Regions from separate parts of the Mus musculus genome. Here region 1 is linked to region 2. The links are chromatin contacts, found by POLR2A ChIA-PET in ENCODE. All regions are on one chromosome and are shown on one strand. Each heading gives the region's core, a stretch centred on a gene start or an enhancer-like site at or near the end of the contact. The rest is flanking DNA. Distances are from core to core; before and after follow the strand shown.

What was found. ChIA-PET counts read pairs that join two places held with the same protein, here RNA polymerase II (POLR2A).
Region 1: POLR2A ChIA-PET joins it to region 2 with 17 read pairs in Patski. The contact joins the promoter of Frmd8 here to the enhancer-like site in region 2. POLR2A ChIA-PET finds 5 or more read pairs at or near these places in 4 of 5 experiments (Patski and embryonic stem cell).

Annotation. Positions count from the first base shown.
Region 1 is chr19:5,873,562-5,877,232 of GRCm38, forward strand. It overlaps Frmd8 (FERM domain containing 8), which reads right to left and starts at 1,647. Exons shown (of 11, transcript NM_026169.4): 1 at 1,530-1,647; 2 at 1,149-1,233. The coding sequence starts at 1,233.
Region 2 is chr19:5,821,983-5,825,411 of GRCm38, forward strand. Neat1 (nuclear paraspeckle assembly transcript 1 (non-protein coding)) reads right to left here. Exons shown (of 1, transcript NR_131212.1): 1 at 2,726-3,429. Among named protein-coding and RNA genes, the nearest start is that of Malat1, 21 kb to the left of the region's middle. Within about 2 kb of position 1,422, at least 2 of the 3 ENCODE cell types and tissues checked have a DNase peak (open chromatin) inside an H3K27ac peak, as active enhancers do.

The sequences.
Region 1 (3,671 bases), core at 397-2,896, 52 kb after region 2:
ATAAAAAATGCTGCCTTCAAGGACCTCAAACCATCCAGAAACTCGGGCCAGGTACCAGCCCCATTTCACCCCTGAGGCTCAAAGTAGGGTGATAAAAACCACCCCCCTTCCTCTGCAGCACCAAAATATTGTTGTTTCCAATATTTCTCAGGTGGAGAAACAACACGGGGTAACCCATCCTGAGGTGACAGTTCCCTATCAGGCTGGGAACAAGGCCAACTAGTGACCTGACTCTGACTGGGTCTGACTAGGAGGACAATGAGGATTTCTAAGGCCACCTTGGGTTACAGCAGGTTCCAGGTCTCGGCTTCACTGGGACTCTTCAAAACTTTAAGAATCAATGCTGTGGCTTCTGCAGATAGCTTTAAGCAGTCCAGGAAAGAATAAACAACTCAAACAGCCAGTGTTCCCTTATAACAAGCTGGATTCCCATTTGAAGCCAGAGCCAAAGATGCTTGGCAGGTTGGCCAGACTCAAATTCCCCATCCCTGAACTACAGGCGCAGTAAAGGAGCATGGAGTGTGGAGGCCTCGTTCTCAGCCTGCATCCTTTTCTGACTCTGTGATCCAGCTGTAAATCTGTAAAAACAGTTAATAGCGCTTCTTCAAAAGGTCACCGCCAATCCAGTACGGCTGGTGAGAGTGGACATCATAATGAAGGAGCTTTTGAGATTCTGGTCTTTTCTGCTCCAACAGCTACTTGGAGAGACCAGGAGACTGGCTCAGATCCACTTTACAGGCAGAAAAACCAGCCCTGAAGGGTCAAGTTCATGATCAACCTTGGTCTGCTCCAGTAGTCTGAGACCTAACAACCTCTCTAGGTCCTAATTTCCTCCCAATAAAATGAAGAGGTGGAGAATCCCTGCTTTCAAAGAGCTGTCTGCAAAAAAAGAAATGGGACAAAGGAAGTGGTGCCCTTTTCCAATCATGTGTCTTCATTTGAAAACAAGAGAAAGTTCAGGAGTGTGGCTCAGTCACTAAGCTAGAGACAGATCTCAGCTAAGTCCTTTGATTTCTGAGTCCGCCACATCTAAACAAATCTTATTATTTACTACATGATTAACTTACTGAAAAAGACAAACTGGAGTCACGTCCCCAGGCTGGAACCAAAGAGTTCAAAAGAGATGAAAGAAGAAAGTAGAGACCTACCTCGGGCACCCACTGAAGAGACGCTACTTCGGTGGGACCGCTCCGCAGGGCCGGGCTGCCCCGCGTTGCCTTCTGCCCCCTCCATCTGCAAAAAGAACTCTAGACAATTAATGGGGGGGGGGTCTTAAGGAGATGGTCTCCTCAAGCTCTCAACCAAGAAGCAAAGGGGTCTCGGTCTACAATTCTTAACCTATGTTCAGGGATCAAATGTGTAGGGTGAAAGTAGAGAGTGACCCTCAGCCGAGTGCAGATCGGGTGGGCTGAGTCAGGGAAGTGACCGTCAGGTGCAGGGGTCTCAAGTTTCTCAAGAAATGGCCAAACAAGTCGGGACGCGCCCCTGTCCAGGGCGGGGACACGGGCAGGGTGTGGCTACGCTCTCACCTTGCAGGGTCGCAGAGCCCACTGCCTCACTCCAGAATGCCACCCGACTCAGGCCTCCAGTTCTGGACCCACCACCACACCGGCCGGCGGGGTCTCCGGTCCTGCCCAGGGTCGATTCGCAGGCGTTACGCCGCAGAAGCTGCCGCGGGAGGAAGCACAAACCCGAGGCCCCGCCTCTCCGACTGAAGGAGCCAATCGGAGCCAGAAGCCTCGGCGCACGCGTACTCCCGCATTTCGATCTTTGGTCCTTCCTACCCACCCTGGTTCCCAGCTTACTTAGATCACGCAAGTCTCAAAGACCCGGTCTAGCCACGCCCCCGAGTCCTGTATTGTCCCTCTCCCGTCGCCCTCACTCCCCGCACAGCCAACTACATGAGTAGTGTTGCTTCATGCATAAGACCCTTGGTCTGTAATAGGATGTGGGGAAGATTCATTAGAACCAAGGATGAGGGCAAGAGCTGTGCAGCTACCGCTCCGTGTGACTTGACTGGGCCCCTCTCTAAAATGACCCACCTTGTGGGTGGATGGTGCCGCAGTCCTCTCAGGCCTGTTCTGAAGGCCTGAAGGGGTACTGGCTCTTGGCCTTGGGTAGGAATCGGGGCCCTGGACAAGTCCCTTCCCAGCTAGATCTGTTTTTCACCTGTAGCATGAGATTGGACTGAATGACTCCCAACAATCCCTTTCACTCTCATTACGAATGTAGGTTGGAAACATGGGACTTGCTGTGCTTCCAGGGTGCAGTCACATAAGCCTGGCTGTCTTAGAGACATAGCCTCCAAGATCCCGAAGTGCCAGGCATTGTGCTTCCCAAAATCTTATCACCAAATTGTTCTGACAAACCATCACGTGTGTGCCTAAGGCCTGGAATGTATGGAGAAAAACAAGTCCATATACATGCCACTTGAGCCAGAAATTGTTCCTGGTGCCAGCAGTCACTTGGGATCTGGTGCAGGGACGTGAGTTCTCCTTGCCACTTGGTTTCTTTGCTGGAAAGCAGATGAAAGCTCCTGCCTTCAGTATTTGTTTTTGTTTTGTAGAGTTTTCAATTTAGTTCATTTAGGGACAAACTTAATGGCACACAAGCCTTTAATCCTAGCAGAGAGAGGCAGAGACAGGCAGATCTCTGATTTCCAGAGCACACAGAGCTATACAGTGAGACCCTGTATGGGGGGCAGGAGGGTGGGGACAAGCAAAACTGTAGTAGGCAGGCCAACCATGGAAGCAAATAATCCTACCACTTGGATGCTGGAGACAGGAGGATCAGCACGAGTCAAGGCCAAACTTGGTCACACAGCTAGTCCAAAGTTAGCCTCGGATATGTGAGGCTCTATCTCTAAAACAAACAAACAAACAAACAAACAAACAAAAACTACCAAGACAAAAACAAAACAACAAAAGAACAAATATTACAGAAGGCCTCAGCATTGCTATAGAAGACATAAACCACTATAGGCGGAGAGGAGGAATCTTCAGTTCCTTCTTATCCACCATGTGCTGCACATGGGCCAAGCCCTTTTCTCTCTGTCACTTGCCATCTTATGGGCTCTGTAAATGGAACCAAGAGGATTAGTAGCTACCATTTATGTGTTGGATACTTAAAAAAAATCTCTCTCTCTCTCTCTCTCTCTCTCTCTCTCTCTCTCCGTCTCTGTGTGTGTCTGTGTGTGTTCAACCCAGGCCTTGTACATGTAAACTGAGCACTCTACTCCTGAGCTACACCTGAAAGAAACAGGTAGGGAAAACACTCAGCCACACAAATCTTACAAGATTGAAAGTGTGTGTATGTGTGTGTGTGTGCATGTGTGTGTGTGTGTGTGTGTGTGTGTGTGTGTGTAATTTTAGAGTCTACCCATGAGAAAGTGTGATGCTGGTGGTCTTTCTGAGGTCAGCTTACTTTGTTTCCCATAATAATCTTCTACTTCTGCCCAGTTGCTTGCAAGTGACACCATGTTAGTGTCCTTTACACCCTAAAACTGCGTTGTGTATGTGTACCACATGGTCTTTGCCCATTCCAACGTTGGACTTTTCATTCTTCTGGCCACTGATGCTGCTCCTGACCTTTCTATTCATTCATCCATTCGTCATTCATTAGCATGTGTTCTGTCTACCCTGTGCCACGTTCTCTAATCCTTTAAACATGTA
Region 2 (3,429 bases), core at 172-2,671:
TAAGTAATGAAAGTGTGGGGGTGGGGCTCGAAGTCCAGCCACACTGCCCAAGCAGCCGAGTTCCCAGGAGTGTGCCCAAGCAGCCGAGTTCCCAGGAGTGTGCCCAAGCAGAGTTCCCAGGAGTGTGCCCAAGCAGAGTTCCCAGGAGTGTGCCCAAGCAGAGTTCCCAGGAGTGTACCCAAGCAGCCGAGTTCCCAGGAGTGTGCCCAAGCAGAGTTCCCAGGAGTGTGCCCAAGCCGAGTTCCCAGGAGTGTGCCCAAGCGGAGTTCCCAGGAGTGTGCCTTTGCCAGCTTGGTTCAGGAACACTGCTTCCTTTTCTGGAGTTAGGTACAACTATAAATATCGGTGACGCAGCTAGAGATGACTGTGACTGAGGCTCCCAAGCCTGCGTCAGTGATTGTCACCAGCTGTGGGTGGCTTCCGACAGCGCTAAAATGTGTGGGACTCTAATTAGGTCCAGAAGGAGGAGCTTCTAGGTAAATTGGTTAGGATATTCCAGGCGGGGACTCTGGAGGTAGAGCAGTAGTTCTAACTGACAGGATCTTGACCAGGATTAGACTTGGGGCTCACACAGTGGAGAGATGCCTAAGGCGAGAGGTCAGGGTCAGAGCTGAGCCTCGAGGCTGAAATTCCTGAGGCAGAAAAAAGTCCAGGCTGTGGACCTCATGTGCCCTCCAGGTGGGGACCACAAAGCTGCTCTTTGTTGCAAGAGGCACAGAGCATCCTGACCCGGTCTTTTCAGAAGGTTGGAGCTGGGATCCCACAGGCACAGTGCCAGGCTAAGGCTGGCACTGTGCCCATTGTGCCCCGGAAACCCTACCACTGCTCAGATTGATGCCCCCCAGTCTCTCTCCCGCTTTATTAATTGACAACTGGATGTCCAGAGCCAAGGTATCCTGAGCGCCATGGGTCTAAGTTGTCATTCTAGAATTCCTTCTAGAGTCAGTGGGGAGCTGCAGCAGTGTGGGGTACCTATAGAGAAGACTGTTAGGACATAGGCTCAGGCCAATAGGAAGTCCTTACCAGCTGGTTGGCAACTACACGGGGTGCTCAGGATCCCAGTGTAGGCCCGAGCCTTTCTCAGGTGAAATTTTAAGCACAAACCCCCCGGGTTTCTGGGTTGATGTACTTCGGTTAACGAGATCAGTTACACAGAAGCAAAAAACTACAGAAGCCAAAAAACAAGGTTGGTAGTACATTTAGAGACTTTCCCAAAACTATAGATTTTGATGAGAGAACTGCTGTCTTAAGAGTTACTACTGCTGTGATGAAACATCATGACCACAGCAACTTGGGGAAGAAAGGGTTACGTGTCCTAAGTCAGAGCCTATGGTGGGAAGCCAAGGCTTCAAAGAGCTCAGGAACCAGCTGGGAGGGAGGAGCTGACGTTGAGGCGGCAGTGCGCTGCTTGCTGCTTACCGCTAGCTTGCTCATCAGAGTCAAGGACCACCAGCGCAGGGCCAGCACCACCCACGAGAGGCTGCTGGGCCCTCCCAACTCAGTTCTTACTGAGAAAATGCCCAACATGCCTGCCTATAGTCAGATCTCATGGAGGCCATTTTCTCAACTGTGGCGCCTTCCTCTCAAGTGACTCTAGCTTGTGTGTCAGGTTGACAGACTAGCCGGAGACCTGCCTTCTCCAGCCCAGATCCTCCTGCTTCAGCCTCTAGATGCTGAGATCACAGTTGTTTGCATGACTCAGCTGGCTAGGGAACTGCAAGGCCTGTCTTGCTCACTCCCCTGCACAGTCAGGCCCAGGTGTTCTCTGCTACTCTCTGGCTTAGTTTCCAAACATAGCAAACATGAATGTATCCTCAGAAGTTTCAAGAAGGGTAGCTGGGAGGGAGGCCCAGGTGTTCTCTGCTACTCTCTGGCTTAGTTTCCAAACATAGCAAACATGAATGTATCCTCAGAAGTTTCAAGAAGGGTAGCTGGGAGGGAGGGCCAGCTGTGCTACCTCAGGACCCTGAATTGGGAATCGCTGGAATCTACCTAAATGGTTAGTAGTGGTCCTACATGTCGTAACCTTAAAGCTGAGGGTGCGGAGGCAGGCAAATCCCAGAGCTTGTTGGCCAGCATCTTTGACAACTGCTGAGCTCCTATTTAGTTAGACGTGGAGAGCCTGTCTCCAGAGTCTCATGGACTTTGATAGTAAAAGAGAGCCTCAGGTTCTGGCCTCATGGTGCACTCGGTCCCTGAAGGCATCTCAAGGATTCCAAATGCTGTATCCATCAAACACCAGCAGCCTGGAAGGAAAGCCCAGAAAGAGAGGGTAGAACAGTCAGCCAGCAGAACTATGAAGAGAGACGAGACAACCAAGGAGTCAAAGGACTAGACAGAAACCACAGTTAAGACGCCAGGTGCTGAAGGTCACTGAACTCAGGAACTGGTGATCTGCTGGCGCTTACGAGGGAGAGAAAGACAGTGTAGATTCTGGCCCAGTTCAGCTTTAATGCCACTGTGAGAAAAGCTGTGACCTGGGTTTGTCTCCATACCCTGAACTGGAAGAGATATAAGCTATCATGCGGCTCACAGTGGCCTCCTGCTTTTGCAAAGGACACAGAGGGCCTGGCAGAACCCTGGGCAACTGCCAAACTTTCTCCTAGGAACTGCTAAGTCCTTTGGGGAACAGGAAAGAGGGGCCTGGAGCCAGAGCAGGAAGGAAGCACGGTACTGCAGGGACTCGAACCCTGGCCCGAGGTGCGGGCGTGCCGCCACCAGTGCCTTTTGCTTTTTCCTGCTCACGTTCGTTCTCTCAGACAAAGGTGAAAAGCAAAACCTGAGCGCGGCCATGAGCCGCGGTCAGGAAAAGAAACACCTGCGGCGGCTCCGTGCCCCTCCCAGGCTCACTCCTGCCGGTCCTGATGCCCTGCCAAAGGCTCCAGGGGACTCATGTCCCCCTGCCTCCAAGTGAGTGTTCCCCACCCTACATGAGAAGTGCATGCATGAAATCAGACTCCAAAAAATGAACCACAAGTCACAGCCTAATTGCTCTGAGACAGGGTCTGGTGCAGTAAGCTCTGTGTGTGTAGACACTCCCTAAGCCACCCGAGGGCTGCCTCTGTGTGGTGGGGAGGTAGGAGAGGGGAAGAGGGTTGCTATTCTCATTTTATACTTTTCCCACGGCTTCCAACTTTATGCCAATAACTCACAATTAAACAGGTCTCAGAACTAAGGGAGCTTTCAACACTTGGGCTAACTCAAGTGCAGTGAGCGAACGGGTTCTCCAAACCTGCTGGGTCCTGGCTACCTATGTCACACAGATGAGTGAGTCCACCTGCCTTCCATTCTCTGAGCTTGTGGTCACAGCAGGAGTCTTCCAGGGCACTGCCTTGGCTTGGAAATGTAAGTCCGTCCGGAAATAGTATCCCCATCAGCTCTCTGGTGTTTTTGAGCTCTAGCATGCCATCCAGGTTCCAAGGAGGAGAG